2 separate regions of the Homo sapiens genome follow, and region 2 is linked to region 1. Evidence: chromatin loops called from intact Hi-C (ENCODE). Cell type or tissue: Calu3. All regions are shown on one strand. Links, peaks and the distances in the headings refer to the core of each region. The heading gives the core; the rest is flanking DNA.

Region 1 (5,387 bases), core at 211-5,210:
GAAAGTTAAGGTAATATCACTGGCAAAACATTTCCTGGGAGTGATCATCTCAATGGCACCTTGGCCACTAAACTATTGATATTTAGGAGTACTTCCTTTAAAGAAGATGGCTGTTATTAATAGTTACAAATACCAGTTCAGCCTACCTTTAAAACCAGCGACTTAATCTGTCCACCATCTGCCCACCTCTGGTTTTCTCATTCAACTAGCTTACATTGGTCTTTTCATTTCCCAGAAATCTAGCGATACATTCAAATCTCTAAGTATTCATTGAGTAATTGTCAACACTATGACTGTCCTCATCATAAAAACATTGCAGAGCCTACAAAAATGTATATTGCATTCAAACACCGATTCCTCAGGAAAAAACCCAACAGAGGCAATAGAATAAGTTTCTTCTTAAGAGAGAGACTTTCTAAACCGTGACATAGGTAATTTTGCTTTCTTTAGGGATTAATTTTCTTAGCTGTCATAATTTATAACTATGTAGATAGCACTTTATAGTAAATAGATATGGTCAGCTCCATCATCTCTTCTAATCATGATTACCTTATAAGGTAAGCATTATCCTGTGTTTCCAGATGACAAAACTGAGGTTCAAAGAGGAGAAAATATTATCTGAAATCTACTAAATGAGCAATTCAGTTCTTCTGAGTGTATTTCTAATTGTTTTAAAATGTATGATCCTTATTTGAATTGTTTTAAATTATTTGCATTTCCTGGAAAAGATTTTTATTCCAAAGGCACAGTATTTTAATAAATACCTCTTTTTACCTTCCCAGAATCCACTGTCTCTTATACCGGCAACTCTTTTGAAAATTCTCCCTCTCCTATCTCCTGGGACTGTCAATCACATGGTCTACATCTTTCAACACAGAATGAGTGTGCAAACCAGGCTGGCCTTTCAACGAACTCTGTTCTCTTGACACGGAGCTTGGTCAGGGTTGAGTATGTGGCCAAAGCAAGGCCAAACAGAATCTCTTTGGAGATTTAATATGGATGCTGGGAGAGGGCCTCTTTCATTCTGACAGCATGAGCACTAAAGATGATGTTAACTTGGGATGTCTGATGCCCATCTTTGCCACTATGTGGAGAAAGCCAGCCTGAGCATGAAACTGACCCAAGAGGCCAGAGAGCCCAGACACGGAGGGAGGCAGGCTCCTGATGTGATTGTCTGAGCATCTGTATCCAGCCATGTCTTAAGCTAAGGCGAGCCAGTAAAATTTCTTCTTTTCTTCCTTATTTCTTTTTTTAAATAAGTTTAAAAATGATTCTTTCATTCCTTGCTCCTGAAAAGGTCCTGAGCTAACAATGTCCAGTAGACAATACTACAAACTTGAGTTTAAACACAAAGTCAAGTGCATAAAACCAACTTTACGTAAAATATTCAAGTAATTGGGACAAAGATGGTCTCTTTATTTACTTGAATAATTACTTTAAATATTTCACTTTGCATTTGAGAACATATCTATTAGTTAAGATTTCTGAGGTGGTATACTAGTATTTTCTTATTATATAATTCTAAAATCTTCTACAATATTTACATAAGATAATCTCAAAATGGAAATAATGGATCTAAGTAAAGAGTTAAGATATAGAAACTGGAAAATATTTCAACATTGCTTTTAAGTGCAAGAAAGGGATTTATGATGATGGAATATGGCTGAGGCCCCATATTAAGGAAATTACAGTCATAAAAATAGCCATGGCTAAATCTCCAGGAAGACTTGCCAGAGTGAAATCTTAGGGAAAAATCTTAGCCCTGTCCACATTTATATTATGTTTATTAACTTTAAAAGTAGGTCTATTAAAATAAAGTTAAGATTCCAATAGAAGATTCCTAATGACATTTAAAATACTGTATTTATAAACACTCACTGTTTATGAAGAATCATATTACATTATATCATATGATATTAATCAAGTATTTGGGAGCACCCATTGCATGCCACGTACTTGACTAGATACTAAGAGTTTCTTCCCTCAAAGAGTGTACAGTCCGTGGATTTGAAGATAACAGGATAAACTCCGAAATCTAAATGTGCAACCTAAATGGAAAAGTGGATAGATCCACTGGGCTGAAAGCAAATTTGTAAACATGCTTAGTTGAATGCTTGATTCTTATGCCTAAAGACTTAACAGTTAGTGTTATGATCATCAAAAGCACCTACATTTACTTTAAAAAGATAAAACAATAGGCCATGTCAAAAATCCCTTCTATCGTAGCCAGACACTACCTTGACAATGGTTTCCAACAGTGAATCGAAGGGACAGGAGGAATCTTCAGAATTTTTCAGTGCATTCAACTGCTCTTTGGTATAATCACATTTAAACAGCCCAAAACATTCTGGAGACAAGGTGGAGTGTAGTGGAGAGAGTGTGGGCTTTAGTGTCAGACAGACTTAGATGGGATGTGAATATGGCCTTTTTCACTGACATGCCTTCTGATTTGAGTGTCAGTTTCTTATATTCAAAACGTGGGGATAATGATATACATCTCATGGGTTGGCCATGAGAGTTGGAGATAAACTGTGAGAAACACTGTCCTTCAGTTATGCAGCACACCCTAGCATTTAATAATAGCTACTATGCTTATTATCCTAACTTGTGTTTTGGCCAGTTTTTGCCTGCCCTCATAAAAAATGAGGAAGTTGGCACAGTCCCTTGGGTGAGACCACTCCAAATACCTGGTGACTGTTTCATCACTTTAGTCCTCTCATCTAAAGTTTAAATAGTGTTATTTCTTCTTTTCCCACCCTTTAGCCATCTTGTGGTTTTCCTCTAACCTCGGTTCAAGTTCTTGAAGCCCTTCGAAAATTGCCCCCCAAGACAGAAGCCACAGTAACAGCCTCCCATACTAGAGAAGTAAAAACAAATAGGAACCAGTATTTTAACTCTTTAAAAAAGAGTTAGCTCAGGCCAGGCACTGTGACTCACGCCAGCAATCCCAGCACTTCAGGAGGCTGAGGCCAGACGATTGCTTGAGTTCAGGAGTTTGAGACCAGCCTGGGCAAACCCCATCTCTACAAAAAATAAAAAAATTAGCCAGGCATGGTGGCATGTGCCTATAGTCCCAGCTACTGTGGAAGCTGAGGTGGGAGAATCACTTGAGCTAGGGAGGTTGAGGCTGCAGTGAACCGTGATCACACCATTGCACTCCAGCCTGGATGACAGAGCCAGACTCTGTCTCAAAAAAAAAAAAAAAAAAAAAAAAAAAGAGTAAGCCCATATCCCAACTGAGATTTAGCAAGTAAAGATATAGGATGCTGAGTTAAATTTGAATTTCAGATAAACAGTGGATAATTTGTTTAGTATAAGCATGTCCCAGGAATGTATTTTATATGACAATCCTAGTCGTCAGCAAATGGGGAAAAATAAGGGAACAATAATCTTTTTTACCCACAAAACTCACATTAAAAAGATTTGGGCCAAATCTATTTATCTGTTGGGGTAGAATGTTTTTAAAGCTTTCTGTGGTATATATGTATTGCAAAACTGCATAGCATTTTTTCATTTGGGTTTGCTTCTGTGCATCTAAAACATGTTTTAAAAGTTCCTGGCAGGTGGTTTTAAGTGTCATATGAAGGTATAACTATATGAAAGGGAGTAAAGAAACTTTTTCCCCTCTATAGTTGTACTGTATGTGGCAGCCTGTCATTTACATGAAATTTCTGAAACAGAAAAGGTATTCCCAGATTGATTTACATGCTTTATTTATAATAAATGAGCTTATTAAAAAATTCAAATACAGGTGGCTATAGGAGATAAACAAGTTAAGCTTTGTACAGGAATGATTTGCATGTGTTATAATTAATGTTTCCAGGGGGTGCTCTAAACGGTTTCTTGATTATTACACAAATGTTGTTTCTTTGACAGATAGTGCTTTTATTCAGATTCTTATCTGTTTTTGCATCCCCTCTTAGTCCTATAATCATTTAAAAAGTTGAAAATGGCTGCCTGTTAGCATAAGAAAAAGCCAATTGTGCATTTTCTAGTTGTAACATATGATTGAGACTATTATCCAACTCTGATATGGCAAGAGTAAAGATAAAAAGAATAGAATGCCATTATATCCTCAAGATTATCCTTTATAAATTCATATTCTGTCAGCAAACATCTTTGTCCTTTTAAGAATGGTTGAAAGTACTCAACTTCTTGGAAAGAAGAATAAATGGACATTTGTTTTTACCATTGTACATAATGTAAAAAATATTGTTCAGAAAATACATTGAACTCTCAGAGCCCTGATTGACAGATGGGCTTTTGTCCCATTAATAAATTGTAGGTCAGACAAAAATGTTTCATTGCCCTTGAAAGTGTGAAGGTTGAACTTCCCCAATGTAAAGAAAGTGCTAAAATGCATGAAAACTTATACAAGTATTTGTTTTCGTATTTTTCAGCCAAATGGATGGACATAATTTTGTGATTCAGACTGTGTAGCAGTGTTACCAGTTTTTGTTCAATTAATCCAGGAAGACTGAATAACATAAATCCGCAAATCACATTTGAGAAACATCTTTCCAAGTCTATATATTAAAAAAAAAAAGAGGCAATCAACCTTTGCCAGTTGCATTCAAATACTGGGTTTGGAAAGGATAAACCGACTGAATAGTCAGAATGTGAACCACTGAAGGGAGACAAGTTGGAGAGGAAGCTGGTACATTACTCACGAATGAATCAGACATCCCCTCCCTCCGTGTTTGAAAATGTCCTCGGCATAAAGCATGGTACAATTCCAAACGAGGAACTATGCTCAGGATTGGATTTATATGACTGATCAGTTTCCTCTGCTGTTATCGAAAGCAGATATCAAATGGCTGTGGAGGAATGCAGGTGGTGAGTGAACCCCATTCTTTTCACAGTGGCTGTCACACAAAGAAAGAGAAATCAGCACCCAGGGACAGAGAGACAAAGGGGAGAGGTGTGAGGGTGCCAAAGGCCAAGCCCCCTCTAGTCTCAAAATGCAGAGCGTTTGAATGAGCTGGGCGTTCCTTGTAGTGCTATTTTCTCTTAGGTCTGAATTTATTTTGCTTATTTGCTCACACCTGAGAAATTTTCTTGGAAATCAATGTTTGCAAGTAGACTCTGACACTGGTATGAACTAAGGTCTCTTTTTCACGATCAAAATTGTCAGTATATGACATTTTCTTATTTAGGCAAAGTAGACAAGAATTGTTAGAAATCATGAGAATACTGTGAATGTGAAGGAATAGCCAAACCTGGCCACATTTTGTACAGATGTGGATTCCTTGGGTGAACATAATGCAATCCTAACAGTGTTGGAAGAAGAATTAAAAGTATATGAATAGCATTATGTTGAGATCAATATGTCACCAGAAAATAAAGAACCAAACAAAACTGTTTACAAAAATCTTAAACACTTTTAA
Region 2 (5,387 bases), core at 151-5,150, 110 kb before region 1:
CTGTGCTATCATGAATACATCGAGAGTGAGAGTGGGGGGTGGGTGGGCCTGCCAGCCGCTCTCTGGGCGCTGAATTATGACTGGATTAAGTCAGTAACATGATGTCAGGCGACTCAGGTTTCCACATGTGGCTCTTTATGTAACAGGCAAAATTAGATTGGTGTGCTTCTGCCAAAAGGACAGTTGGACCGAAGGCAAGTAACTTGCTACAGTAAACAACCCATCTCTATGATGCATGTTTGCCACACTTAAGTACAGTTCAGTCTCCTAAAAGTTGTCAGTCAGCTGAGATTCTGAAATAATCTTTCACAGAGTGCTGCTTATCATAAATGGGTGATTTATTTTTATTACCTAAGTTTAAAACTCTTTATAACTTCCAAGCATCTGGAAACTTTCACTGCAAATTTCCATTGAAAAACAGAACTAGAATTTTAGAAAAGCATACTATTTTGTTGATTAAAAATATATTTATTCTGCTTTGGCAAATAGAAACAAGTGAATCTCTTTCTTTAATTTTTTATTAAGAGAAAATCATTTTAATCTCCTCTCCATTTAAATAAAAGTTGAGCAAAACAAAGGTAAAGGATACTGGTTTGAAGCAATATCAAATTATAAGTCAGTGGGGGAGGGGGTAGTTCACAGAGCTTGGTCTAGCCCTGTTTATATGGCTCATACCCCAAAGGGGGATATTTCTGTTGAGAGTTCAAAGTCACAGAGGTAGAAGAACAATATTCTTGACTGGGGAAGGGTGTGCCGAGTCATAGTTCGGTCAATAAGACAAAGGTTATTGAAGGATGTACTAAAGTGTCTGGTTTAGTTCAGTTCCACTGATGCAGAGTGGAACATTTCTGAAAAAGTGCATTAATATTAGCTACCCATGGGGAGTGAGGATGGAGGGGGAGAGAAAGTGGTCGGAGGATATTTCCTGTTCACTTTATATCTTTTTGTCCAATTTAAAATTTTTTCCTCAAAAATATATTTTATAATAAAAATAAACAAAATGAAACAACAAAGGATCTGCACAGAGAACATCTAGGAATGGGCATAGGTTTTTAAGCAGGAAAGTGAAGTGATCAGATATATAATTTTGGTAGCTGTTTTGGGGTTATAAGGAAGAGGCAATACGGAAAGGTAGAATCAAGAAGTCAGCTGTTAGAATACTCTTGAAATAAGATGTTGAGTAATAAGTTCTAAGTGAAGTATAATTTTGAGGCACTATTCTAAAGCCCACATGGAAGATCCACTTCTTTTTTTTTGTTTTGTTTTTTTTGTTTTGAGACAAAGTCTCACTCTGTTGCCCGAGCTGGAGTGCAGCGGTGCAATCTCGGCTCACTGCAACCTCTGCCTCCGGGGTTCAAGCGATTCTCGTGCCTCAGCCTCCTGAGTAGCTAGGATTACAGACAGGCACCCGCCACCACGCCCAGCCAATGTTTGTATTTTTAGTAGGAGACAGGGTTTCACCATGTTGGCCAGGCTGGTCTCAAACTCCTGACCTCAGGTGATCCACCCACCTCGGCCTCCCAAAGTGCTGGGATTACAGGCGTGAACCACTGCGCCCGGCCGAGGATCCACATTTTCTTCAGATCAGAGTATTTAAAATAAAACGATTCTAGGCAAACAGAATGTTAGATCTTTGATATGCCTACACTAGAGGGAGTTGCATTTTTATTATCAGATTACTTCTCTGTCAATAAAACAATGCATAAGTAAACACATCCTTAAAGTACAAAAGTAAAAGTACATACAGATACATGAAAGAAAAAAATGATAAAGAATCTATAATTTGTGAACGACAAACGAACTTAAAAAATTGAGTAAGAACAGCAAATGATCAAATGATGCATTTTTTTTTTTTTTGCTTTAGCTTCTCCCCCTGCCCCACTTTGAATCAACCAGGCTCCATAATGGCAGCCCTGATTTTTTACTTTCTGTCAGTTTAAGCATTCGTTTACTAAAACAATAGCAGTTCAATAAGCAAGACTAATTCCTGAGAGCATTACCTTAGACCATTAGCTTTTAGTCAGTCATTAATTCCTGTGACATGTCCTGGGATTAGATCATTATTGTTATCATTATTATTTTTCTCAATTCAATTTGTTTTCAAAAATGCATCTATGTTGTTTTAACGCTAGATATTTCCTTTCTGAAATATGATTTTTAGTGACTTTGGGACAGTGATTTGCTGCTTCATCCAGGTGTTTCCATAGGCCCTTTCTCACAGCTTAACAAAAAATTAGAAGAAGTTTTACAGCAGTATCACACTAGGATATTTGAGTGTCTCTGTAATTTTTCTTTACTGAGACTTCTAAAATCATTTCTGAGGACCACGTGACTGACTTTAGACATGTGGCCTCTTGGGGGCAGGATTTCACAAAGCCTTTGTATTCAGCGTTTCTTGTTTACAAGAATTGTTGCCACTGATGAATATGGTGGTTGTTTAGTCACAGTTCTGCAGAAGGAAAGCCCCAGTTTGTCTATAATGGAAAGAGCAGATGTCACAGGAACAAAGTGGCCAACGTCAAAGTAAGGGCTTTGATTGGCAAAGAGCAGGCTGTCTATTACCACATCTCCACACTTAGGCTTAGAGACATAGAGAAGAAAACTCGTAAAAACAGCGGTGAAAATTATAAACCACCAAGAAAGGTAAAGGAAATATGGTGCTTAAAAATTCCAGGCTGCCCAATAAAAGTAGGAACTGACATTACAGATCCCCTGGACCATAAATGAAGAACACAAATGGTTTGCAGAACCAGCGAAAAACAGTTCTGACATGTTTGGATGCCAAAGATTTTTAAAGTTGATCTCTTTTGGCCTGGTAAGATTTTATGCATTTTTGTCGTTCCAGCCAAGAGGTCTAAGGATTAGTGGATGTTTCTGCCAGCCTGGGACTCATGCGGTGAAAAGAATGTACTCATGTGACAGTGAAAAATTGAATGCACAAAGACAAAGGGCTTCTTTTCAAGAAAGGAATAAGAATTAATTCTCATTGTAATTTGGGCCCAGTGCTTCAAAAATAACGTTAAATTAGTAGTTAATTTAAATCAGAGATGTCTGTTTATGCATTCTAAATATGGCCATTTTCATCTCAGAATTGCTTCTCTAAGAGTACCTCGTTTTCCACCGGGTGTGGTGGCTCACACCTGTAATCCCAGCACTTTGGAAGGCTGAGGTGGCAATCATTTGAGGCCAGGAACTGGAGATCAGCCTGGCCAACATGGCGAAATCCCATCTCTACTGAAAATACAAAAATTAGCTGGGTGTGGTGATGCATGCCTGTAATTCCAGCTACTTGGGAGGTTGAGGCAGGAGAATCACTTGAACCCAGGAGGTGGTGGTTGCAGTGAGCCGAGATTGAACCACTGCACTCCAGCCTGGGTGACAGAGAGAGACTCCATCTCAAAAAAAGAAAAAAAAAAGAGTAACTAGTTTTCAGAATGCTTAACCAGGTAGGGTTTAACTACGCAGGAGAATTGGACTTGAGCCGTATTCTAAACTGGTCTACATGAGGAGCTAACTCCTTATTAAAATAATGATAGTAATAATAAAGGAGTAGGAGCTATTTCAATATTTGGATGCTAATTTATATAGGCTAATAATTATAAATATATTCACTTATTTTAACCTACATGTTTTATTGATAAGAACAAAAACACATTCATCAGAATAGCTCGGGAACATCAATGGAAGATAAAAGGGAGAAGACAGAAGTGCTTTCTGTTTCAAATGTTTGTTAAATATTTGCCTTGAAGCCAACATAGTACTAGTTGGATGACAAGATAGTAAGTCCTATTAATGATGGGCTTTTCATTACAGTAGATATGCTTTTGCAATTTTCCTAGATTTCTGCCCTGGGGTCACATGGTAAGTTAATAGTAGTTATAAACCTCTCAGCATTGTGATCAATATCTTTGGCTGACGTAATCTAGTTCTCTGGAATAATTTACAACAAAGGACAGTTTGGGCAAGCATCCATTTTATTACCTTCAATTCACCAACTGAAATATTTCATTGGTTTATGACTGAAGTTCTTTCCAATTCTTTGATAGATAAGGAATTGAGATAGTCCTGAAAGAACCCCTCAAATATGAAAAAGAAAAACAGCAATAAGCATTTCTTCCTTTGGGGCATAACGTCTGCATACCTCTCTGTGTCTTGAAACTGTCTGAAGTGCTACAACAGTGAGTCATGTGTGCCTGTGTAACTTGCTATGTGTGTCTAGTCATGTATTCCTCATCTTCAAACACATAGCACATAACTAAAACAATACTGTACTTAGTTTACTTTTTCTTCAACCTGAATGATCATTAACCATCTATTAACATTTGAGCAAAAATGAGGAACAATAATAATTTCTAGACACCAATACTGAAGACTATGGCTCTTATTCTTGCACCTTCATGCAACATGCCTGTCATTTAGACAGAATGTTCTCTTCCATGTCTGTTGTGTATTCCAGGTCTAAAGGCTAAAACAGAAAAAAGGAATCTGTCACAGGAGAAGTAATTAAAGTGATAGTGGGGAGTGTAGAGAAAGAAGTGAGGGAGTTCTCTTGCCAGTGCCACTGTCTTGTCACCTTTCTCCTCTCTCACCCTCACTGTCATATGCAGGATGAGGCAGAATCACAGCTGTTTCTACTGTATATAAAGCAGGTGTGAGGTGAAGAATGGGGTAAGAAGTTGGCTGGGCATGGTGGCTCATGCCTGTAATCTCAGAACTTTGGGAGCCTGAGGCGGGCAGATCCCCTGAGGTCAGGAGTTCAAGACCAGCCTGGCCAACATGGTGAAACCCCGTTTCTACTAAAAATACAAAAATTAGCTGTTGTGGTGGTGGACACCTCTAATCCCAGCTACTCAGGAGGCTGAGGCAGGAGAATCGCTTGAACCCAGGAGGTGGAGGTTGCAGTGAGCAAAGATCATGCCACTGCACTCCAGCCTGGGCAACAGAGTGAGACTCTGTCTCAAAAACAAAACAAAACAAACAACAACAAAAACCAAAAAACAAACAAAAAACAAAAACAAAAAGAATGGGGTAAGAATTTGGATTTAAACATCTGTAATGCCCCTCCAAGCCTCATTTCCCTTTAGCCAACTAAGGCTACCTATACATGGGCTTTTATTGTCTAAGACTAAAGATAATAATGATATTATGATTATTGAACAACTATGGTGTGCCAGGTGCCTTTATACACTTTTTTTTAAAGTCCTCAAACAACTTTGTGGGGGTAACCATGATTAATGTATTTGACAGATGAGAACACAGGTTTAGAGAAGTCCAATATGTTGCCCAATCTGAGTTAGGGCTTGGTCTGTTGCCCAGGAGCCTGCACTTTGTGTATGTTTAAACTGTGGTGTCTCTTCAAGACAACTCACAAATCTAAGAAATGAATA

Evidence for each region. Peaks named below come from ENCODE experiments on the same cell type or tissue, not always from the same donor. Only the 100,000 strongest peaks of a DNase experiment are listed, where the experiment ranks them.
Region 2: a loop joins it to region 1, with 2.5 times the contacts of the local background. A loop is called at or near these places in 5 of 110 quality-filtered maps.

Annotation. Positions count from the first base shown.
Region 1 is chr7:116,687,390-116,692,776 of GRCh38, reverse strand. All of the region lies in intron 1 of MET (MET proto-oncogene, receptor tyrosine kinase), which reads right to left. COMETT (cytosolic oncogenic antisense to MET transcript) reads left to right here and starts at 4,750. Exons shown (of 5, transcript NR_165033.1): 1 at 4,750-4,836. In Calu3, for the core only: no CTCF peak of the experiment used is centred there; DNase peaks (open chromatin) are centred at 2,666, 2,786 and 4,696.
Region 2 is chr7:116,800,016-116,805,402 of GRCh38, reverse strand. No RefSeq gene overlaps it. Among named protein-coding and RNA genes, the nearest start is that of CAPZA2, 60 kb to the left of the region's middle. In Calu3, for the core only: no CTCF peak of the experiment used is centred there; DNase peaks (open chromatin) are centred at 1,392 and 2,362.